3 separate regions of the Mus musculus genome follow, and all the other regions are linked to region 2. A link is a loop called in an ENCODE intact Hi-C map of the cell type or tissue named here. Cell type or tissue: heart. All regions are shown on one strand.

The links. A loop is a pair of places that touch in the nucleus more often than their neighbours do. Peaks named below come from ENCODE experiments on the same cell type or tissue, not always from the same donor. Only the 100,000 strongest peaks of a DNase experiment are listed, where the experiment ranks them.
Region 1: a loop joins it to region 2, with 2.9 times the contacts of the local background. A loop is called at or near these places in 29 of 42 quality-filtered maps.
Region 3: a loop joins it to region 2, with 2.7 times the contacts of the local background. A loop is called at or near these places in 10 of 42 quality-filtered maps.

Annotation. Positions count from the first base shown.
Region 1 is chr19:45,433,162-45,441,161 of GRCm38, forward strand. The region is part of intron 2 of Btrc (beta-transducin repeat containing protein); the gene reads left to right. Among named protein-coding and RNA genes, the nearest start is that of Btrc, 73 kb to the left of the region's middle. In heart, CTCF peaks have their summits at 3,110 and 5,972 (motif pointing left); DNase peaks (open chromatin) are centred at 3,090 and 7,860.
Region 2 is chr19:45,231,545-45,239,544 of GRCm38, forward strand. Lbx1 (ladybird homeobox 1) reads right to left here and starts at 5,297. Exons shown (of 3, transcript NM_010691.6): 1 at 5,087-5,297; 2 at 3,359-4,097; 3 at 1,140-2,713. The coding sequence starts at 3,683. The coding sequence ends at 2,190. In heart, a CTCF peak has its summit at 4,077; DNase peaks (open chromatin) are centred at 4,787 and 5,217; H3K4me3 peaks cover 4,251 bases; H3K27ac peaks cover 460 bases; H3K27me3 peaks cover 7,282 bases.
Region 3 is chr19:45,153,573-45,161,572 of GRCm38, forward strand. Tlx1 (T cell leukemia, homeobox 1) reads left to right here. Exons shown (of 3, transcript NM_021901.3): 2 at 1-145; 3 at 2,322-3,371. The coding sequence ends at 2,544. Among named protein-coding and RNA genes, the nearest start is that of Tlx1, 6.9 kb to the left of the region's middle. In heart, a CTCF peak has its summit at 7,743 (motif pointing left); a DNase peak (open chromatin) is centred at 7,719; H3K4me3 peaks cover 2,428 bases; H3K27ac peaks cover 340 bases; H3K27me3 peaks cover 7,580 bases.

The DNA of each region.
Region 1 (8,000 bases), 200 kb after region 2:
AACCTAACACTGAAACAGAAACAAGCTGTGAGGGTAAAGTCGAGTCAGTACGTGGGTCTCAGGGCTTATGGAGAACCCCAACATGAGGAAGAGTCACGTTAGGCCTCTCATCTGTGTCTGCAGCAGGAAGTCAGGAAAGCGGTTATGGACAGGTATGAGTGGACAGTGGCGTTGTCTGCTCCTTGCTGCTGACCACAGTGACACTCTTCCCCACTGCCGACCATGGCATGATGTTGCTGTGCAAATACAAGTTCACCCACTGTGTGTGTGTTTGTTTATTGGTTAGATTTTTAAAATTTTGAATTCCATATGTGTAGGGCGTGTATGTGGAGGTGAGGACAGCTTGCCACAGGTTCCTCTCCTCTCTTTGTGGGGTTAAAGTCGGGCTTTTCCTGCTGAGCTGTCTCACCAGCCCCAAACCTACATTGCTTTTTTTTAAATGTATTTTTATTTTATGTGTATTGGTGTCTTGCCTGCATTTATGTTTGTATTAGAGTATGGGTTTACAGACAGTTGTGAGCTGCCATGTGGGTGTTGGGAATCGAATGCAGGTCCTCTGGAAAAGCAAATATACTCTTAATTGTTTGATCATCTCTCCAGCCCAACCTCCACTATTTTGATATTACTCAAATGGTGAATTTATCAAAGACTGAAATTTTAGTAAGAAAAATACTTTAATATGCAAAATTTGTATTTTATAGTAACACTTAAGAAGAACTGTTTTGTTTACTCCAGTGTTTTGTCTGTCTGCATTTGCACCATGTGTGCACAGTGCCCATGGAGGCCAAAAGATGGTGTTGGATCCCCTAGAACTGGAGTTACAGGAAGCCGTGAGTCACCCCGTGGGTGCTGGGAACTGAGTCTTGGTCCTGTACAAGAGCAGTCAGTGCTTTTTTGAAAAATTGAACCCAGGGCCTTGGCCATGCTCACGTGCTCTGCATTGAACTAAATCCTCCTAATAGCTCCTAACCCCTGTATCCAGAGTTGCATGCTACTTGTAGAAATCGAGTGCTTAGAGAGTAAGGCCCAAACCAAGGACAGTAAGAACGAGTCATTGCTCTGTAGTTTGAAAACACACATATTGACGTAACACTTGCTTATAAGCTATAAGATCCCACTGTCTAACTTAGTGGGGGATTAAAAAAAAAACACTCTTCTGGAAATTGATTTCTCATTCACTGATTTTCAGAAGATGAAAGGAAACAAATCTTTCTGTTAGTTAGTTTATCTATTTCATGTATGAGTATTCTGCTGCATGCCAGAAGAGGACAGCAAATCCCCCTATATATGGTTGTGAGCCTCCATGTGGTTGCTGGGAATTGAACTCAGGACCTCTGGAAGAGCAGCCAGTGCTGTCAGCTGCTGAGCCACCTCTCCAACCTGCAACCATTCTTTTAAATAAAGAAAATCTGGAATGTAAGAAATGATCCTAATACAGGGAGGCCACAACATTTCTTCCCATGCTGTATTTATTATAAATGCTTTAGTTAACAGCTCAGACGCTGAGGGCTTTCACAGCATCACACCTTATGAGAATTAGCTTTAGGGTTCAAAAGATCACCAGAGGACAGTATGTCACATGTCCTCTTTACGATTGGTTTTTGTCAGGGAGTCATCCAATCTGTGCTGATCTCGACCCATGTGCGAGAAGTGTCGACACGAGGTTTCTTTTCTTTCCTTTGTTTGCTGTATTAGATTTCTTTCAAGGAGTCAAACTTTAGTTCACTCATTGTTCCCGACAGTGTTTTGTAGTAATATGGAATAATTGTTCATAACCAGTTGTCTCCCATCCCCAATATCCTTGGTTTTACATGTGCAGAGTCAGCCAGTTTTGAAGCCGAAAATGAAGTTAGGCCAGTGATGTATACCGAGTAGACTTTTTTCTTGGTATTATCCCTTAAACAATACTGCACAGCAATTATATGAATAACAGTTGCAATTTAATAGGTGTTAAGTAATCTAGACATAATTATTTGGGAGGACGTGTCTACGCTGTATGCAAATATATACTGTTTTTGAGATTCCTATACTTTGCTAGGAGGATGAGGACTGGAGGGTCCTGAGACTGATCTTTCTGGATTCTGAATGACAAGTCTGTTTATGTGTTGAGAGCTGTAAGATTGCTTTATCCACGTTACCCACGTAGACTGTTTCCAATTCTGTTGTTTCTTTGGAAAATACCAGCCATGATTTCTGTCCTTTTCATAGCCATATTTTGGGATCAGCGTTCTGGTTGTCCTCCTGTGAATACACCCCCATCTTGACACCACCATCATTGCAGTATGGAATGCATGGCTACATACACTGTGGCAAGAACAGCAGACAGTAAGAGGCCTGGGGGTGTGGCTCAGTGATAGTGTGCATGCGAGGGATATTGAAAGCCTCAGGTCCAAGCTATAGCACTGCATAACAACAGGAAAATCCTCTACAATTATATTGTGTGAAGTATAGTGAGGTAGAGTTGGCCTTTGGTGAGAGGGGTTTCCTCTGGCTTTGTTGAATTGCTTGAGAGAGGGTCTTACATTGTAGCCCAGCCTGATCTCATACTTGAGATCTTGCCTTTTGAGTACTAGGATGCATTTTGTTATAAATATAATTTAGAAAATGTAACTGAATTACTGCAGCCTAAAATTCTATACTTGTTTACGTTGATAAGAACCTTTCTAAGAGGCTAGCCTAGGTTTGTTTTCTCGTCTTTTCCTTGAAGTCAGAGAATCATATGTAAGCACTTTGACAAATGATGTAATGTAGTGGTGTTATCTAAGTCGTACAGGTATTTGAAACCTAGCTCCAGTTCCCAAAGATGGGGAACATCTGCTTAGAGGTATTGTAGAGCTCCACAATGCACTAATTGAATTACTCTTTTCTGGAGTTGTTGACTGCACTAATTGAAGAGAGAGAGAGAGAGAGAGAGAGAGAGAGAGAGAGAGAGAGAGAGAGAGAGAGAGAGAGAGAGAGAGAGAGAGAGAGAGAGAGAGAGAGAGAGAGAGAGAGAGAGAGGAGAGAATGAGAATATATTCCAGCCTTAGTGGGAGAAATGTTAAGAGCTCTGACTGATGGTGTGTACTGTGCTGCTCTCTAATGGCAGTCCCTGGAACTACTCCATGGTCTCCAGGGAAGAGAAGGTAGTCATGTGATTTAGAGTGACCTTAGTCTAACCCCACCCTGCTTAGTTCAAAAGGTCCTCAAATATGTTTACAATTATGAATTGAGGTGGGGGGAGCATCTGATTAATTTCTTATGGCTAAGATGTATTTTATTAAAGAATTTTTATGAACAAAAGTAATTATTCAATTGAATTAAAGTTTTCTAACCTTTAATTTGTAAAAACTGATTCTGGCATTTTTTTTTTCTGTATAAATTGTCTTAGTGTACTAGGCAGGATGAGTAATACAAGGTTTATTAGTATTCCTGAATATAACTTCTTTCTGGTGGTAAGAACTACGTTCCAGCAATGAACAAATTTAAAGGTGATGTGAGCTGGGCGCAGCACAGAACTGTAATTCCAGTACTTGGATCCCGGTATTTGAGACCAGCCTGGGCTATGAGGCCTTGTCTCAGGACAAAGCAAAGCAACCAAAGAAGTTATGAGATCTTGCCAAGTATATGATTCTGCTTACATAAAGTGAAATTTTTCTATAGGAAAAATTAATTACTAGATGGCTTAAATATAATTTTAACATAATTTTGGGTGTGTTTGAAACCCTCCACAGTGAAGTAGGTAATCTTTTCTGTCTGTCTGCGTCCTTTCTTTCTTTCTTTCTTTCTTTCTTTCTTTCTTTCTTTCTTTCTTTCTTTCTTTCTTTCCTTCCTTCCTTCCTTCCTTCCTTCCTTCCTTCCTTTTTCTCTCTTCCTCTCTCTCTCCTCCCTCCCTCCCTCCCTTTCTTCCTCTCTCTCTCTCTCTCTCTTCCTCCTTCCCTTCCTTCCTTCCTTCCTTCCTTCCTTCCTTCCTTCCTCCCTTCTTTCCTTCCTTCCTTGGGGCAAGGTTAGGCATCTCAGCTGAGGCTGATTTGAACTGATTATTGTGGCTAAGGCTGTCCTTAAATGCTTGATTTTTTTTTTTTTCTTTTTTGCCTCTACCTCCTAAGTGCTAAAGTAATAGGCATTTGACACCACATTTAGCACAGTTTAATAATTTCTAAAGACATCATGCAATGTAATTCTGTGCAGCACAGAAGGCAACAGAAGACAGATCAAGCCTGGAGCGAGGAAGATACACACCTTCAGCCCCAGCACCGAAAAGTAAGCTCCAAAGGCATCTCTGTGAGTTCAAGGCCAACCTCCCAGCAAGTCCCAGACCAGCCAGGCTGCACAGAGAGATCCCGTCTCAAACAGCAACAAACAGAATAACAACAACAACAACAAATGGCCAGACAGTGATGGCGCACACCCAACACTCAAGGGAAGAGGGAGGCAGGTCTCTTAGTTAGAGGCCAGCCTGGTCACCCTGATCATAGCAAGTCCCAGGACAGCCAGGCTACACAGAGCAACCATGTCTCGAAAAACCAAACCAAACCAACAAAGCATTATGAACCATATTGTGGTTTAACTCTAGGCATTCTAACTTGTAAAATATCTCTTAACAGAATTATACATTAATATGCAGATATACTCATATAATACTCACTGGATATATGGAATGTGTGTGCACTGCCATTTCATTAATCAGAAAGTGCCATTGGGTGCCTTTCTGACCTTTTGAAACTTTTCTTTCAGTTGAGGCAAAAAGCACAGAAAAACTTGTAATTTTTTTCTTATGGTTTTCATTACTAAAATACGTTTGAATTTGCCAATATTGTATTGAATATGAATGTGTGTCTGTAGGGTGTGTATGTGTGAGTGTGCATGCACATGAGCCAGATTGACAGATGTCATCCTTCATTGTGATCCATTGTCATCATCTACTTTTTAAGATATATTTATTTTATGTGCCCTGGTGTTCTGTTCGCATGTTTGTGTTAGGGTTCCAGATCTCCTGCAAGTGGAGTTATAAAGTCCTGAGCTGCCATGTGGATGCTAGGAATTGAGCCAGCTCCTCTGTACAAGCAGCCAGTGAGCTTAACCACTGAGCTATCTCTCCAGCCCCCTATTTTCATCTTTTTGCTCAGGCTGGGTCTCCCCAGTCCTGCAAATGTAGCTGGCCAGAAGCTTGCCCTTGGATTCACTTACACCCTTTGCTAGAATTACAGGCTTAGCTCTGATTACCCATGCGCCAGCTCCTTAGCCCTGGGAATATGCCAATATTTTGGGTCCATTTTGTTGTTAAGACTGAGTTACTTGCGTTTCATATATTAATCACTTTGATAAAAACAAATTAGAAATAAGATATGGAGTTTGCTCGCTTGCTTGTTTGAGGCAGGGTATCATGTAGCCCTGGCTGGCGTGGAACTTGCTACGTAGACAGGACTGGCCTGAGATTGTCAGTGACCCTTCTGATTATGCCTCTGACTCCACAGTCCCGAGACTAGGCGTGAAGCACCATCTTGACATTAACGTATACTTCGTAGAGTGTAACGCCTCTGACATCATGTAGATCTAAATCCTACAATAACAGGGCCATAACTCCACTCAACTCACCTGTATGTGCCAGGTGGGTTTTTGTTGTTGTTGTTGTTTTTAAATATTGGGCATAAATTAAGATTCAGGCACTGGCCTCAAGGAGCTTTTAGTTAGTCATTAAACATATATTGCAAACCTTTGTGCAAGCTCTGCGGGAGCTTTGTGCGTAAGGGGAGGGATTATGTGAATCCCTATCATCTCATCCCCTTTCCCATCCATTGAGCTAAGTATCTGGTTGAATAGCTGTCTAAGAAAATAGTGAACTTATTATCATATCCAGTATAACTCATCTCAGCAGAAAAGAATGATTGATACCCTAGTATGTCTCTTGGAATAGTTTTTCTTTCCCTTTTGCACATCCTTTCAGGGTCTCTGGGGACTTTGGAGATGCATTGGCTACAGTGCCTCCTGCTGGTGGGTAATTTTCTGTTCTTCTCTACCTTTGCTGGTGCCCACTTGGGCTTTGAGAGTTATTTCAAGTCTTCTCCTATCAATGCGTTTGTTCCATTCAAGGTAGAAAGGACTTCTTTTAAACAGTATTTCTAAAGCTTAAATTGTCTTGGGACAAGCTCTTGATATAAAAATTCATAGGAACCCATTTTTCACAGAGTGTGGTAACTATTTGCCATAGTGCTAGTGTGTTACAACTCACAGTGGCCAGGTTGTTCTGTAAATTAAACCCTGACAGCCGCCCTCAGGGGAGCAGCCAATGTATTTATGATGATGTGCTGATTACACAAAACACACTGCAAGCAGAAAACAGCTGCAGAGAACAAACCCCTTAAAAAGAATACAATTACAAATAGCACCCTCAGTATTTCTAGTGGTGAATGTAGAATACAGCATGCTAATGCAGTTTTCTTACTTAGTCTGCCCGAAAACAGAAAATCTGAAGGAGATAAGTTAATTCTGGTTGAATGCACATGCAGTGCCCACGTGGCAGTGCACAGTTCCCTTCCTGAGCAGGGCTGGTGCACGTTTCAGGTGGGGGGGGGGGCCCGACATGCTCCCTCTCCATTTTTGTTACTGGGTTTTAAGTAAGTGCTTTTCTCTCATACAGAAAGGTATGGCCTTGAGGGTCAAGGGCCATGGAAACTTGAAGGACAGTACACAGTAATTGGACAGGGGGACACCTAAATTGTGCTTAAATTTTTCTGGATGATGTTGGGGTTCAGATATCAAGATTTTATTTGAAGAGCTTAATATTTTCATAATAGTAATGAAGATGTTTGCCCTTGGAATTAATAAAAGATATTATGACTCTTTGTGGTAAGGTCTTTGTGATGTTATAGTCTGTTTTTCAAACTGCAATAGCTGGGATTCTGGGGGAATTTCAGAAGAACTGGGTCTCTTGTGTGTCCCTTTCAGCCCTTCCTGTTACTGGCCATGTGCACATAGGAAAGGAAATTAAAGTTTTTCGTTCTCTTTGCCTGAGTTTTTCTTTCTCTTTTAGAGTTAGGGGCCAGTCTCTATAAAATATATCTCAGCTGCTGAACATGCTAGCCTCTGCTTAAATCAGTAGAATAAATGTTGATCTCCCACAACATAAATTTACTGGCATCAACTGTAAGGTATATCAGTGAGACATAGTGATTGGAAACAGTTCACTTCACCGCCTGAAACTAAGAATCAACTCCGCAGTGTATGGATCACTGGTATGTAATAATCGACTATTATTGGTCTGTCTGTTGGTCGCTTTTTAAATCAGTTTGGAACCTCCTGGAGTTATTTTCTTGCTCTGCTGACATCAATCCCATGTGGCAGAGGACTTGTGTATAATCGCTTTGGTTTAATCAATAGAATAATTGATAAACCAGATAAGATTTAAACTGATTATAGCTTCAACAGAATTCCCCGGAGGCCTTGGACTCTCTTAATTTTGACATGTGTGTTGTGTACCCCGAGGATGAAGTGCAGTTTGAATTATCTGTTTTTATTTGCTTAATGACGGGGAGGGTGTTAAAGTCAAATGTTTAATTAACCCAGCAATGGGCTGCGTTGTCACTTACACACAGCTGATTGAGATATCTCATGGAGAATACTGAACAGGAATGATAATGTGGCACCGGGACGGAAGATTGCTTTTGCAATCCATTTGCTGGGTCACTGCTCTGAATGTCTTATTGGATGAAAGGCATTCAGCCTGGAGAAAAAATTCAGCATTTAAGTACATTTTGTTCTCTCCTCCCCTTTGCCCCCTCCCTACCCTGAAGTTAACTAAAACAGATATGTTCTAGGTTTAATAAGCCAATCATGTAAGAGATCAGAGTAGCCAGCAGCCCCGCGCTACACAATTTCCTGTGGGAACGGAAAAATCCTACCAGCCTCTAGGGTATTCTAAATGTTAGCTCTTTGTCCCTCACATCTCTGTCCCGTGCTGTTGTTGTAGGTTGTCTCTGCTTCCCTGTCTCTTGCCTCTCTCTGCAGTATTTGTTAGATGT
Region 2 (8,000 bases):
GAACCGGCCGTAAGGCCCGCACGGCTGCCCGGCCGCTTCTTGCCTTCTCTGGTCTCTGTTCTCTCCTCTCCTCGACTCTTCCCATTCTCCTTTTTCCCCTCCGTCTCCCTGCCCCTGTTTCTATCAATGGTTCTCTTTCTCCCCTGACTCTCAGTCTCTCACCCCCTCGCTCAGCTTCTAGCATCTCTCAGTGCTCCCTTCTCCTGTTTCTGGCTGTCACTTAGCTTCCTCCTTGGACACGCACGTTCCTGACTCAGGCCCCGGGGCCCCATCGCCTGCCCGAGACCAGATGCGCGTTTCTCACATCAATTTTTCGGAGAAAGGGAGCCCATCGGCCTGGAGGCGGGACCCAACTCTGGTGACAGCGGCCACTCGCCAGCCCAAAGACAACAAAAGCCCAGAGAGAACCCCCCTACTCAGTTCAGGAAAGTGAAAGCGGCCTGAGCCCCTAGCCCAGCCGCCCAAAGGAAATCCAGGAAGCAGTCCCGGGACACCTATAGTCCTGTCGCTAGTCAAGCTCCGGGCCAGCGTCTGTAAATGTTACTAGAAATGTCCTACAACCCCCAGACACTTGGGGTTCGCTTTCCTGAAAGCCCACGAGTGTAATTCAGGATGCCCTAGGTGCTGAGTCCCAAACCAGGCTGAAGCCCTCAGGACATGACCATAACTTGAGCGTCTCCAGGCTCCACCCTTATCTTCCACTGAGTGGCACCTGCCAGGGTGTCCGTGTTTGGCAGTCGTGGAGGCCGCATGGGTACACTGCGGAGGTCAGGGGTGGAACGCAAAACAGCGGGAAAAGTCTTGCCATACCTTGGAGCCTTCCTTGTACAAACGAGTTTTCTGTTACAATCGCAAGCCTGGGTTTTTTTTTGTTTTTTTGTTTGTTTGTTTTTTTTTTTTTTTTAACCCGGACCCGACGAAGCAGGCTTCACAGTCCACTTAGTAGCTGCTGCGTGCTTTTGGGCCTGGGCAAAAGACACTGCTTCCTCCCACTGCCTGTCTGTTCCTCCTAAGCCTGCCCTGAAACTTCCCCGAAATCTCCAAGGCGGGTGGGACCTACAGGGGGCAACAGGGACAATCTTAACCTACGACTGCTTCGGGTAAATCCGGCCCATTCTCGCAAATGCGATCGCGGTCCATTCTAGTAAAATGGCAAAGACTTTATTTATCGGAGGAAGAGGCCTTGGGTACAGTCGAAGAAAGAGAGGGCAAGGCAGGAGCTGGGAAAGGGCACCCGGAACCCACCCTCCCTGGGCCACCCTCGAATGGCCAACTTGAGACGGGAGAGAGATGTTGACAGACGGACCCAGAGCTACAGAGGAGGTGAGGGTTAGCGCTTGGGTCATCCTTCTTTAGGTCTCTGTCACATGCAAAAAGAAAAAAATTTTAAAGAGTAAAAAATAATTCCTAGGGCTTTGGGTTCTGTTTTCCATGACTGGTTGGGTGCTTCCCTGCTTTTTCCCTAAGAGCCAGACTTCAGCAATCAGTCCGAGAAAATGCAGGAAGATTTGGAGGAATTTTAAAAAATAGTGGGCCTCGGGAGGCAGACACGCCATCGAAAGCAGACTTCTCTCGCTGGGGAAAGAAAAGATCGATTTTGAAACTTGCAAGTCAGGGCCCGGCTCCCCCCCCCCCTTCTCACGGAGGGAAAAAAAGGCAGAAGGAAATTAAAAGTCAACTGTAATAGGCCGAGAGAGGTGAGCGGACCGGTGCATTCGCCACATGCAGAAAAAAATTAAAACAGCTTCTAGACCGCAGGAGTTAGTAGTGTTCGCCGCTCTCGAGTCCGCCTCACCGTCAGCCGACCCGGCAGCACCCGGGCTTTGAAAACATCGAAATCTCTGAGATTAAAAAAAAATAATAATCATAATAAAAGAAAGAAAATAATCAAGCTGTGGTGGGAGGAACCCACTATATAGGCTTAAATATTTATACAGAAGCCATACAGAATTGCACGGCGAGGGCTTCCGGGGCGGCGGAGGCCTCGTGTGGCGGCCGGCCCCGCCGGCCGGCCCGGATTTATTGCTTCGAAAAGGAAGAGGCGGCTATCAGGGGCCAAGCCCGGCCCCGGGACAAGGGTGGAGGCGGGAGGTGCAGAGGAGGTCCCAGCTCCCCTTAGCGGTCCGATCCGGGAGGCGGCGGGCATGCGGGCACTGGGGGCCCGGGCGGCAGGAGGTCCAGGGCGCAGCTCAATCGTCCACGTCGATCTCTTCATCTTCCTCATCCTCTGAGCAGTCCTGGCTGCTGGCCCGCTGGTCCGTGAGTGGAGAGGCGGGCGAGAGCTGCAAGGGTCCTCCGCCCGGGGCCTGCGGGGCGCCTGGGGGCAGCGCAGGAGAACCCGGCCTAGACTTAGCCCTGCCGCAGCCACCGCCGCCGCCACCGCCCGAAGCCTCCGAGTTCTGCTCGAGTTCGGCCAGCGCCACGATGTCCATCTGCCCGCTGGGGCCCAGTTTCTTGGCAGACTCCACGTCGGCCTTCATCTCCTCTAGGTCCCGCTTGAGCTTGGCGCGCCGGTTCTGGAACCAGGTGATGACCTGTGCATTGGTGAGGCCCAGCTGCTGCGCAATTTGGTCGCGATCTGCCGGGGACAGGTACTTCTGGTATAGAAAGCGTTTCTCCAACTCGTAGATCTGGTGGTTGGTGAAGGCCGTGCGTGATTTTCGCCGTTTCTTGGGCGTCTGCCTCTGCCCAAAGATGGTCATCCCATCGCGGCCTGGAAAGAAATGACAGTGTATGCTCGCGACGAGAGAGTCAAGACCCCACCCAGACTCTCTCCCATAACTCTCCAACCGACTCAGGCCCGGGGTCCCGCTCTTGTTTCTTCTCCAATTCGATTCCACTCTCTAAACCTGAGCAAACTGGGCCATGGGACACCTCCTGTCTCTGGTCTCCTGAAAGTCCTAGGAAAAAAATGTTTTAATTTCTGCTCCCTAACAGTTGGTCTGAAAGAGCTAAAGTCTCACAGAGTGCAAGGAAACCACACAGAGACTCCCTAAATGTGTTGTGAACACCGATTCTCCACCCCTTTCCAATGGCCGGACTCCACCCTACCCAGGAGTTGTCAGGGGAAAAAAAATTTCGCCCTCTTCCCAGTCCAGGAGTAAGTCTAGGAGAGTCCAAGCGGACGGGAAGCCTAGGTAGCCGGCCAGACTCCGGGAAGAGCTTGGGTTCTCACACCTCTCTCAGATCACCTCAGAGGTCCCTAGGAACTAGGCTCCTGCGCCCCTGTCCCCAGTCTCAGCTGCAGAAGCCAGGACTGGAGGGGCCTGGCAGCCGGCGTGGGCAGAGGCAGGGGGTACGAAGGGCAGGACACTGCGTGTGGGCGACTGGGCGCAGGGGAATCTAGACTTGTGCCTACCTTCGGCTGCCTGCAGGACGCTGACCTCCAGCCCCTTAAAGGTCTTGCTGGCGAGCTCCTCCAAGGCGCAGAGAGGCGAGGTCTGCGAGAGCAGAGCGCGGCCCGCCAGGGGCAAGCCGCCCGGCGCGTGCTTGTCCGCGGCCGCCAGCAGGTGCGCCGCCCCACACAGCGAGTAACTTCTCCGCACGGACGGCTTGTTGAGGATGTCCTCGATGCTGAACGGCGTCAGCGGCTTGTTGGAGTTGGCGGGCGGCGGCAGGTGGTCCAGAGGGCTGCGTCGCCGCTCCTCCCCTGGCGCCGCCTTGCCGTCCTCCTTGGAAGTCATCTCGGCCTCGTTTGGGGGCCCGGCCGGGGCGGCTCGGGCCGGGGGGACCCAGCCCGCGGGCAGCTCGGACGCTGGACGGTGCGAGAGGAAGGCGAGAGGCGGGCAGGAGGCCGCGCCGGGCAGGGCGCGGATGGGCAAGCGGCCGATTAGCGCGGCGACCCGGGCGAGCGGAGTGGCGCGGGGCCCCGGGAGGAAAGCGCTGACGCGGGCGCCGCCACTGCCACCGCCGCCGCCGCCGCCACCGCCGGGGTTTCCAGCAAGCCCGGGCCGGAGCCGGGAAGCGCCGCGCCGGGCTCCAGTTTCGCCAGCCCCGGTGCTATTTAAAGGTGTCAGGTGGCTCCGCCGCGGCGGCTCCTGGCCCGGGGTCCTGGCGGCGGCAGTTGGAAGAACCGAGGCGAGGGCGCCGATCCCGGACTGCGAGGGGAGGCGGAGAGACGGGGCAATTGACTATTGCTAACAAGTTAGCCTTGATCGAGGAGTAATCAATTATCTGCAGCTGAACTTCTCTTTCTTCGCTCTCCCTTCTTTCTCCTCTCCCTTCTTTCTCTCTGTTCTCTCTCCTCCCTGTCCTCTCTCTCTCTCTCCCTCCCTCCCTCCCTCTCTTCACTCCACTCTGCTCCCCCCGTCCCTCTCCTTCTCTACCTCTCCCTCGCCCTCTCTTTCACTCTCTGTCTGTCCAATGCAGGCGGCTCTAAGTTGGGAAGCTCATTAATTAGCGGGCCGGGGTAGGAGGAGCCGGCTGGAATTAGCCTGCCTAATGCGCCTGTCAGTCCCGGCTCTACGCCGTGCTCGGCCCGAGATGTTTGTAAATTACATTAGAGGTGCCTTTATTGCTCCCGAACCTGGGGTGACTAAAAAGCCACCGCCCCCCACCCCCCACCCCAAACTGAGAGCAGTGCTCTGGGCACACCCGTCTCCCGCCGGCCTGGCCGAGATGGCAGCACCAGCCCGGAGATCTCAGGCTCTGCAAGCCGCAGTTGGGAAGCTTGAGAAGGGTACCAGGATCCCCAGCCGCGGAGTGACGCGGTCGCCGCGCGGGCCAGGTAAGAACTGGAGCCCAGGCGGGTCCTGCTGCTACCCAGTGTGGACTTTGATGATCCCAGATCAAGAAGCCAGCGTCCCTATTCTTACACACTCTTGTCTCTCCCCCCCACCCCCCAACCCCAGCCCTGGGCCGTGAGCCCGAGAAAAGGAGAAGCTGAAGGCTCCGGGGGCTGGCCCCTAGGAGGTCAGAGCGGGCTGCACAGCCTTGGGTGGGCGACACGGGACAGAGGTGGGGATCCTAAGGGCTGGGGGAGGGGAACAATTGGAGGGCTCAGCCTTCCCCACCCGAAGAGGCGGAGGGAGGAGTTGGCTGTTCTGCACGCCTCTCCCCTGATCTGAGCCTGAGGCGGGCGCCCTACCTCCTTCTGCAATCTTGCACACTCTTTCCTCCCGCCGTGGCTCTCGGGGCAAGCTAGGGCCACCACATGTCTGATGACGGACGTCTGACGGAAACTCGGCCGGGTGTCGGGGTTACCCGGGCGGGTTCCGGGCTTCCCCGCTGCTCTCTGCCCCGGCCAGGGCCGGGGCCCCGCTGCCCGCCCCGCCCAGCCGGGCACAGGGCTTGAGTGTACAGCACGGCCCGACTCCAGCTGTTCCGGATGCGGGGTGGGGGCCGGGAAGGGGCCGGGCCAGGGCTGGGGCTGTGCTCTCAGAAACTCGCAGCGAGGCCGGAGAATCTGGTTGTGGATCCCAGGGCCTGGAATCTCTGAATATTAGGCGAGCATTTTGTGTGCATCGTTATTTGAAAATGTTTGGTTTTCTTTTCTTTCTTTCTTTCTTTCTTTCTTTCTTTCTTTCTTTCTTTCTTTCTTTTTTTTTAACGTGTGTTTTGGCGTGTGGTACTCCGTGTGTCTTTTTTTTAACCGTTTATGGATCTCTGGGCATTTAGGCGGGTTTGAGTCTCAGCTATGCCTTTCTTTTCCCTTAAAACGCGACAGTGGGGCTGTGCTCTGGGGCCCTCTTCTCTCTTGCTACTCCATCTGGTTTATGTTGGGCCCGGATTTTCCACTTCTTCTCTTGGAAAAAGGAGGAAAGTAAGAGGGTGTAGGAACCAGACGGAAGAATACTTCTCCCTTCACTAGCTGCACACATCAGACTTGCTTTGTTTGTAAACTCCTGGATGGTCTGTGTACTCCAGAAGCACAACTTGGGTCAGAGAAAGGTTTCAAGAGCAGCTGGAGAATTTGTGGACCAGGGTAGGGAGTGGGACAGAAAGAATGGGATCCTCCCTATAGGCAGAGAGGGAGGGGGGGGGGGACTTAGCTGGGCTGGGGACTGGAACAGGCTTCTTCGGTGCAGGGGCCTGATATTTATTTAATCATTTGGATTCATGGCATTGTAGCCTTGAGGAGTAGAGAAAAGGATTTGTACCTGGAGTTCCCAGTGTGATGGGGGAACTGGCCTGCTTGGGAATGCTAGAAGCCATCTTTCTACTTCCTTCCCAGACTTCACCCTGCATCTTCGGGAGGTGGGGAGAAGGTAGGGGGTGCTCTGAGGCAGAAATGCTGATAGTAGAGGCTGGAGTTTCCTGAGTGCCACAGATCCATCCCAGGTCCTGATGCAGCAGCATCTCCTGCCTCCCACCTCCCAATCTCTCTGTCATCCCTGATGCCCTGGAAGCCCCAGGAGGTGCTAAGCCTTGTAACAGGAAGGTCTAGGGACTGGTGGAAGGAACAAGAGGGAGAAAGGGCCAGGGAAGCCTTGAAGGAGGGCACAGGGTACATCTGCTCTCTCCCTACTTCCTGCCTTCAGGATCCTGCCCTTCCCTGTTATAACACCAGGCCCTTGATGAAGACTACACCTTAAAGTTAAGCCCAGCGTTGTGGCTCACCTCCCAGTTTCTGAAGACAGGGAGAGTTGAGGATTTCTGAGAAACTGCCGAGAGGGGTGGAATGTGAACTGGGGAGCAGAAAGACCCATGCTCTCTGAGATCTTTGTTCATATCTTGTCAATTTCATTGACGTTCTACAGTCATTTGCTGTTTTACCTCCATGCACCTCCCCTTCCTGCCTTGCCCTATCCTGTGGTTTTGCTTCTTTGGCCTAATTGGTTAGCCCCTCAGCCAGGAGCTCAGCATGCAAGGAGCTGTGGTGCCACCTGGCATTTTGATGTTTCTGTTCATTTTGCCCAGATTAGTTGTCCAGGCCACCTTGAAACCTATTTACTTGCCCTGGCTGCCTCCTTTTCCTGAACCTGAAAGTCTACCCTATCTTCAACTTCCCAGCCCCCAAGAAAAAAAAAAGCTGTGTGGTACACCTGGGGTCTTCTAGAATCTTGGGAACCCAAATCCACTGGTCTTTAGTACCCCTCCTGAAGAGCAATGGTGTCTACTCTGAGTTGGTGATAACACTCCCCCTCCTCTTCCCCTTCTCTCCTGCCAGAGTTTGGGACCCTTGAGTACAAGAGCCTCATTCAGGGGACTCCAAGCAAACTGGATCTACCCACTCCTGGGAGACACCCAGTTCTTACCCATCAAAGATGTCAGATGAGTTCCCATACAGCAAATAAGGTCAAAATGATTGTACAAGGTGGAGGGGAATGGCCCTGGGCCAGACGGTGCTCTCAGAGGAGTTGAGAGATCACAAGAATCAAAAAGGAGAGCAAGCTTCTGAATCAGAGAGTTCAGTGGGAGGATTGGAAGAAACCCAGTCGCCAAAGTTCCGACTTCCTCTTCCTATCCACACGCCCTCCCGGGACTCCTCACACACCCCAGTCACCCGCCCAGGGACTTTTTAGCTGGACCCTGAAATCTCCTCCGCTGCCCCAGAGGGACACCCATTGCAGGGACACCCATTGCAGGGACACCCATTGCAGGGACACCCATTGCAGAGGCTGCTGTTCCTGTGTCCCTGAGCATTGAATTATTGTGGCTCGAGTCCAGCCTCACTCCATCTCCAATGGAAGGAATTATTCTGACAAAATAACTGTTGGTAGTCTAATTTAGGGGAAATCCCAAACAAAGAGGGGGGGAGAAATATTCCATAAATTGTTATGGACTTGTGTTCTAAGGGGAACCCTGCAGACCCAAATGAAACAAGTTGTTTCTTAGCAAAGGACAATAATTCACTTAACCCATCCCCCAGGCTCATCAGATTCACCCCAGGTTACTTGGGTAGCCCCAATCATTTCCACCACCTACTCTCAAGCCAGACTTCCTTCTCAAGAGGACAGTCTGGGTCTGGCACCACTCTATATAAGTAATGGCCACTAGTTCTGATGGCTTTTGTCCCGTAGGGATTGCTACCCAGTCCCTGAACTTCAGAGAGTCCTTCT
Region 3 (8,000 bases), 78 kb before region 2:
CGCGCCTGCAGATCTGTGAGCTGGAAAAGCGCTTCCACCGCCAGAAGTACTTGGCTTCGGCGGAGCGCGCTGCTCTGGCCAAGGCGCTCAAAATGACCGATGCGCAAGTAAAAACCTGGTTCCAGAACCGGAGGACGAAATGGAGGTGAGCTCACGGGGCGGACTGGTGGCTGAGGAGCGGGCTTCCTCTGCCTCTCTCGGGTTGCACGCACTCCCTCTGCTTGCTGGTTTCCGATCGGTTTAGACGAGTGAGCGCCTACAGTCACTGGAGACCACAAACAACGAAGGGCAGTAGCCTGGTGGGGTTGGAGAATCTTTCCTGTGTTTTAAGAGACGCTTCAGGGCTTTCAGGACAGCACTGTCTACCCTGGGTAGACGCTGCTCATTTCTGCCGCTGAGGCAAATGGGCCTATAAACCAGTCTATGCGATCTGGATTTCAATACTCAGGGAGTCCTTTAGGGGCTTTTGATTGCCCAGCCTGCCTTTACCGGGTGGAACCTCCCCTGACCCTGAGCGGTGCAGACAGAGGGAGCCGCGCCAGGTCTCCGCGCTCCAGCCGGACTCTCCGCCGAGCGTCTGGGGCCCCGGACCGCCGGCTGCCGCTACTTACTGCTTCCTCCCCAGGCGCTTGAGCTCTGCGCAGTCGTCCCCCATCCTGGAAGGGGAAAATCAATCTGCGCCGGCTGTGGCTGGGATTCTCGGGTCCCACTGAAAGGGGGAGGATCAATTAGAAGCAGATGGGTGTGAGGGAGGAAGAAAGAGACATTTTCCTTCTGTCATCCACCGACGACAGCGCTCACCACGCTCTCATTTTCTTTTATCCCCCCCCCCCCCCCCGCATACACCTCGGCCTTCCTCATCTTCTGCTCACCTTTCCCCCCAATTATTACGAATATTAGGCCACCACACACTCTAAGCAGCTTTATTCCCTGAGCTCCGTGCACCCCTGAGCCTTTCCACACTCCTCTGATTCTCCCTTTGCTCCGGGGAGTCTCTGAGCTCAGACCCTGGGGAGGTGCTGTGGCAAGAGTCGGAACAAAAATCGGAGGCGCCGCTCCGGGCGGGCCTAGAGCGGGAGGAAGGAATTGGAGTTTCCTCTTTTTCTGAATGAAGGCGAGGAATCTGCCCGAGATTCCGCCTTCGAGGCCACAAAGGAAGCCCGGGCCCTGCGACTCCTCTGTCCCCCACCAACATTCCTGTGGCTGGGGAAGGGGTGGGGAACCTGGTTTCAGCCCTTTGGAAAGCTAGTTAAAGGAAGAGCTGGGCTAGCTGAAGAGGGTGGCTGGTACCCCCGAGTTTTCGACGGTGGAAGGGGGGGTGGTGCTTAGAAAGCCAGCCACAGGCGAGGAGGGGAACTTAACACAAAGGGAAGGGACAAAGATGGTCCATTTTAGAAGAAAATTATAATAAATATTTTTAAAGGTGGGGCGAGGGGTGCGGGAAAAATGAAAGCAGCCAGAAATCTGTGTGTGAAGGAAGGTATCTGATCTGATCACTTAAAACGTGAGTTTTCACTTCGAACAAATTCCCCTAATTCAGAGGAAAAGAAGGGGTGAAGAAAAAAAACATGGGGTAAAACAGAGCATGGAGGAAAACATTTGGGTAGTTTAAAATTCAGGGAGACAGGGAAGATGAGAGAGAGAGAGAAAGACAAGGAAAAGTCAGAAAGGCGCTGTGAGAACAGGCGGGCGTCCACCTCGCCCCGGGAAGAGCCGTGAGCTTCAAGCGGTTTCATCGATCGCCTACAAATTGCTTCTGGAGGCCCCGGGGACTCCCATTAGGTCTGTCCACCTTAGAGACAGACGTTTGATCTCAGTTGACAGGGTGGAGGGGCGGCATTAAATGGAATAAGTGAGTCACAGCCTCTCTAGACCGCCTGGGAGGAAGCTGGTGAGTCCGGAGAGAGCCTAGGGGCACTGGGTTTGGCACCAGAGGTCTGAGGCCTGGGCCAGGCTGGAGGTGAGAAAAAAGAGGCACGTCTTTGGGGCCTTTCAGGCTTGGGATAGCATCTGGGCTTGGGATAGACCAGTTTATCCATGGTGTGCCCTTGAGAGTGTAGGCTATGTGACTTAATGGGGGAGGCCCAGGAGTTTTGGGCTTTTTCATTGCTCCTCTGGGACTGGGACATTTCTGCTCCATCCATTTTTGGGGTTTCCAATGTTTTTGTCAGGACCCCCAAGAGTGGAGAGTGCCTTAATGGGGCCATAAAGAGCTGAGGGGTGCCTAAGGGGCTGTCTCCTGGGAGCTTGCTCCCGGGCCTGCGCAGGCGCGCGGGAAGAGGGTTAGAGTCCTGGCTAGTAATTGCTTGTTCCCCACGCAGGCGACAGACAGCAGAGGAACGTGAGGCCGAGAGGCAGCAGGCGAACCGCATCCTCCTGCAGCTGCAGCAGGAAGCCTTCCAGAAGAGCCTGGCCCAGCCGCTGCCTGCAGACCCACTGTGCGTGCACAACTCCTCGCTCTTCGCCCTGCAGAACCTGCAGCCGTGGTCTGACGACTCCACCAAAATCACCAGCGTCACGTCCGTGGCTTCGGCCTGCGAGTGAGGACCCAAGGCCCGTTGAGGACTTTCCGGAGAACCAGAACTCTCGACACCCTTTCTGACTGCACGCAGGAGGGAAATGGGGGGCTTCTCAGCAAGGCTCCCAAGCACCGCCTCCACTCCCCTGCGGACACTTCCTGTCTTCGGTGGAAGAGGGCTGGGGATACAGGCAGAGACATCTTCCCAGAAGCCTGTGTGATCCTGCCCTCACTCTGGAACAGTTCAGAATCCTCTGTTTTCCTCTATTTCATAAAATTTACTGATTTTTAACATGGGACAGAGAGACCCAAAGGAAGTAGGGTCCGGAAGGCTTCTGGGATCCCCAGGCAGCCATCTGTACTAAAGCTGGAAACCTCTCTGTTCCTCTCCTGGGAGGAGAGCCCGGAGGTCCACACAGAGGTGATACCACTGTCCCTCCTGGTGTCACCCAGAGCTACACACAGGGGCCTATCGCAGAGCATCAGTGCACACACAGGATCACAGCAAATGACCCTTGTTGTAGGGCATAGTCTGGGGTGACTCTCAGACTCACCCAAACAGCACGGACCTCAAACACACGGCCATAGTCACACTGTGACACACACAACAGCTAAACTTGGTCTGTCAGGCCCTCAGCCACACATCCCAGCATCACCCAGGTCACCCAGGTCACCCAGGTATGCACAGACAGGCTTTCACATAAATGCAGCCCATTTCTCCAGATCCTGTTTGGGGAGGGGGGTAAGTTATGCCCTTATAAGTTATGCGCTTATAAGGTGTTTTCTGTGTAACCATTTTATAAAGTGCTTGTGTAATTTATGTGGAAAAATAATAAAAGCCTCTGGATCAGGACTCGGGGCTGTCTCCTCCCTGCCGAGGAGCCCAGCGTTTTACAGCTCCTTGGGTTTGGTGCAAGATGGAGCGTCAGAAACAGCAGCAAGTAACCTAGATCCGGGGAAGGGATGGGTGGGCAAGATTATCAGAGAGAGGGAGAAGGTGACACTGAGGGGAGCCAGGCCATCCAGAGTTCGAGAAACTGTGGGATAGGTGTCTTTGGGAACGAGAGCTGTGTGTTTTGTGTGAGCAACCAGCCTGTTAGTGTTAGTGAATGCTTGTAATGAGATTTGAAGGCGTGATTATGTTCGAAGTTCTAGTGTAAAAAAATGTTTGTTTCTCCTTAAGTTGAGCTTACAGTAGTGGTGTGTGTGTGTGTGTGTGTGTGCGCGCGCGCGCGCGCGCGCGCGAGACCATGTAAGAATGAGCCATTTGGGGGGTAATTTTGTGATTATCCATGTTTTAAGATTGTATATGGATCACGTTAATATGGTGGAAGTACACATTAGTTTTCCTTTGTGAATCTGGTTTTGTGGTAAATGTGTTTCAGAGTGTGTATCATCTCTAATTGTATAGGTGTAATTAAGAGCGAGGGATAACCACGTGTGTGTGCCTGTGTGCCCTGTTTTCACTGTAGGGCAGGTACTTGTGCATGGTGATTTTAATTGCAGGAAGTGTGGATGGTGGTGGGAGGCTGGCCCTGCAGGTGAGAGTGTGTGGCTAGGTGTGAGTAACTGCAAGTCAGCCCTGATGATGCAGGGGGTGGTGTGTGTGTGTGTGTGTGTGTGTGTGTGTGTGTGTGTGTGCACACTTGAGGTTGTGAGGTGAGTGTACAGGGTACACTTCAGGGTGCTCCACATCTATGAAGGAGTGCAGGAGCTATGTTCCTTTCCTAGCAAGACAGGACACCGAGTCAAAAGTATAGCCAGAATCTTCCCTAGTACTCTACCTAGACTCTCAATACCAGCCCGGACTATCAGGAATCTATGAAAGTGAACTTCCAAGGACCTTGGGGCCAGAGCAGTGGTTACAATACCCACACACTCTCATCTCTTGTTTTTTTTTTTTTGTTTTGTTTTGTTTTGTTTTGTTTTGGTTTGGTTTGGTTTGTTTGGTTGGTTGGTTTTTTTTTTTTTTTTTTTTTGAACTACCAGACCAACTGTAAAACAACAAGAAGAAACTGATTTGGGCCTGGGAGTGGGAGTGGGGTGGAAGAACTCACTGGGAATTAAGTAAGAGATTGGGAGTTGGTTCTTTGGGGGGGGGGATTTTGTAGGTGGGAAGTTCCTGTGGTTGGGGTCTGGACAGTCACACAGAACTGCCTACACCAACTTTACCCAAGCCACTGTTCAGTGGCTGTTGGCACTCATGGCAGGTTGTAATACAGGGACCAAGAGTCTACCACCTAGAAAGCCCAAGGAAAAAGAGGCTGGGTAGGCTGGGGGCTTGCTTCTCTGAGACGCCCTCATCCAAGGAAGGGCCTCTTGGTTCTGAGTAAAAAGAAAACCCAGGATCCCTGGCAGGCTTTCTTGGCCACAGGTGCTCTCGGACTGGCTTCAGCAAGCTCTGTATTAGACCCAGGAGAGGGTCCATGTAATCTCTAAGGAGCAGTCATTCAAAGACGCAACACCCAGTACCAAGCAAAGTCCAGAAGTGACTTCCCAGAGCCGTGAGTTTTTTTTTTTTTTTTTTTTTTCTAAACTGGACCAGACTGGCTGCCTCTAAATTCGGTGTGGGGCTGCAGCTTTAGATCGCCACCTTTATCTCTTCCCGGGTGTTTCCCATCCCCTCCGTTTGTACCTTTGAAATATGGAAGAGTCTTCTGTGTGCGACCTGTGCCTTTTGATATCCTGGACAAGGTCGAGTCCTTTCTTACTGGAGGGCCCCGATAGATATTTCCTCTCTAGGCTGTCCAACTGAGGAACTCAGAGGTCCCAGAGCCCAAACATAAAAGTCCCCCAAATGACTCCAAAGCCATTCTCACCTTCTCTTGAAGAGAGAGAAGACAAAATTGGGCACCCATGCCTGATACTTTCTCCGTCTTCATAGCTTTGTCCTGGCGCTCATAATTGGACCAGCAGATGCAAGCCTTAAGCCCCGCTGCTGCTCTTCGATTCTGCTAAGTTCTGGGACTAGAGCATAGTTTATCCCGGGTTCATTCCTTGCGCCGCGGCGGATGCACGAAGTCCAAACGAACTATCCACAGCGCCTGCCTGCTCCGGGCCTCTGGATTTCGCTCTCTCCTGGGACTGCTTGGGGATTCCCAGGCCCTGGGCGAGGCCTCCCAAGGGTATCAGACTTCAGGAAGTTTGGGGATCCTTGAGGCCGAGAAGCAACGCGGTACTTTTCCCTCTCCGCAGGGAATTCGTTGGGCCCGAATCTCAGCGAATCCCGCGTGCACCGAGCGCTCCCAAGCGCTGCAACCTTAGGAAGGCGGTGGCCGGGCCAGGCCTGCACAGAGCTGCTGCACCCTCCCCTCAGGAGGGTCAAGGCCAAACGCTCCAAGAAAAAATAAACTCGAAACTCTCTGTTTTCTATCATGTCTGTCAGAAACTCTGTTTCACATAAAAAAGAAAAAAAAACAGAAATGGGAAAAATTATCTAAATAATAACCTGTGTGTAAAGGCATTGAGAGAGGAAACAGAAGTAACAAACCTGTCTAGGCAGAAAGGCCTATTTCCTTCTGAGGTGTGAGTGAGCCTGTGGCAATGACCAAGTCCCCAGCGCAGAGTCCTGGGCAGCCGCTAAGACTTTGTGAAGTCTGTGGCCCCAGGAATCCAGGAGGAGCTGAGGACCAAAGAGCCCCCAAGTTGTGCAGTGGGCGACACACAGAAAATCTGGCTCAACCTGCTAACTATAATGGAGGCTTTGTGTGGCCAGATCTGTGCTTGGGGGCTGTGCAGGCACTCTCTGGTGGATGAGTATTGATGTCCTCCCGTGACTTCCCGGGAGGTGCCCTGCTTTAGATAAATGTCCCTTTGTGGCCTGTGAGTTACAATACAGGTCAGTGGTTCTCCACCTTGTAGTGCTGTGACCCTTTGATACAGTTTCTCAGTAGACATGTTTTCGTTGCTGCTTTTCAACTGTAACTTTGCTACTGTCATGGATGTAAATATCTGTGTTTTCTGATGGTCTTAGGTGACTCCATTGAAAAGGTAGTTCAGCCCCCGATCTTGACTCCACACAGGCTGAGAGACTCTGGTATAGGTAGTAGGCTTCTGAGACATTTAAGCAGGTGCCTGCTACTAAGCTAAGGCAGTTGGGGCTCAGCAGCTGGAAGTGCTGGAAGGTAGCTACTCCTTTCCTTAGAGTCCCTGAGCTCAGACCCGGGTTTCTCCCACCCTGGAACTTCCCCATTCCTACTTTAGTGTAGTTCATAAAGGTTTCCCTCCCTCCCAGTTGCTCCCACCACTATCCCAGCTTGGCCAAGACTGGCTTTGATTTACTTCGAGCCTGTTTGGCTCGCAGAAGCCCTCTCTCAGGTACCCACACACCATGCTCTCCTCTGGGTTCCTGGTTGTGGGAATTCTGATGGAACAGGCTGGAGCCAGGACGGGTTTTCCAATTAGCCCAGAGAAAACCTGGTGTGACCTAGACCTGGAGTGGTGTTGGATGGGGGATGGGGAAGTCAGGTAAGCATAGAGAACTAGGGATACCCCACTTGTGCTGGGGAATGAGTATAAATGTGCTCACTTCCTTCATTCCAGCCTGTACTCCTGTATACAGCCTACAACATCCTGGATGTGCAATGTTGCACAAGAGGAGCCGCGGGTGTGTGGAGCCAGGCACACACAGAAAGCACGTTTCACTGCCGGGACTTGTGGTTACCCTCTCACAAGCTGATGCCTGCCACAGTGCCTGGCTAGTTCCACAGGCTCTCTAGGTCTTCCCCCGATTCCCCTAGCCCAGAGGGAGGAGGGTCCAATTCTTGCAGGAGGGCCTGGGGGTGGGGACTTCCTCCAACCCAAGCTTCAGCTTTCTTATTGCAGCCCTAGCAAGGAAGAAACCCTGAGGTCCCGTGGTTGGTCTTGAGGAGGCCAGGCTGCCCTGAATTCTGGAAGAAGACCCCAGAAAATCCCAGACCTTTCAGTGCCCCCTACCACCTCCTGCAAAGCCCGAGATCCAGCTCCTTGCGGGAGAAGGTGGAAGGGGACGTGGGGATCGGGGCAGGTGCAACGTCCCAGCCGCAGTGCGCCTCAGAAAGGAAGTCTGTCCTGGGAGCTGCTGCTGTTTTTTTTTTTTCAGCCCTGGGGTTTCAGACCCCACATTTCTTCCTGCGCCCAGGGAGGAAGGCACCTTGTGATCCAAAGGTGGCCTCTAGCTTTAAAAAGGGAACTAGACCTTGCTTAAACTCAGAAACTCGGGACAAATGGGTTTCCGGCGCCCTCTAGGGGTCACAGGAGGAGAGACGCTTTGAGTAAGCTTCTGAGGCGAGTCAGGGCTGGAGTGGCTTCTTCTGGATCAGGCACAAAAGAATAAAAAATAGTACTAAAATTTAGTATTGTGGCGCACTTGCAGTGTTCCGAGTACTGAACTAGAATATAAAAATACTGTTCGTTCCTAAACACCGTCGTATGAGACAAATATTATTTTCCTTTACATACATCTGGAGAAGTTAAAGAACCTTGCCTGAGAGCACTTGGTTGG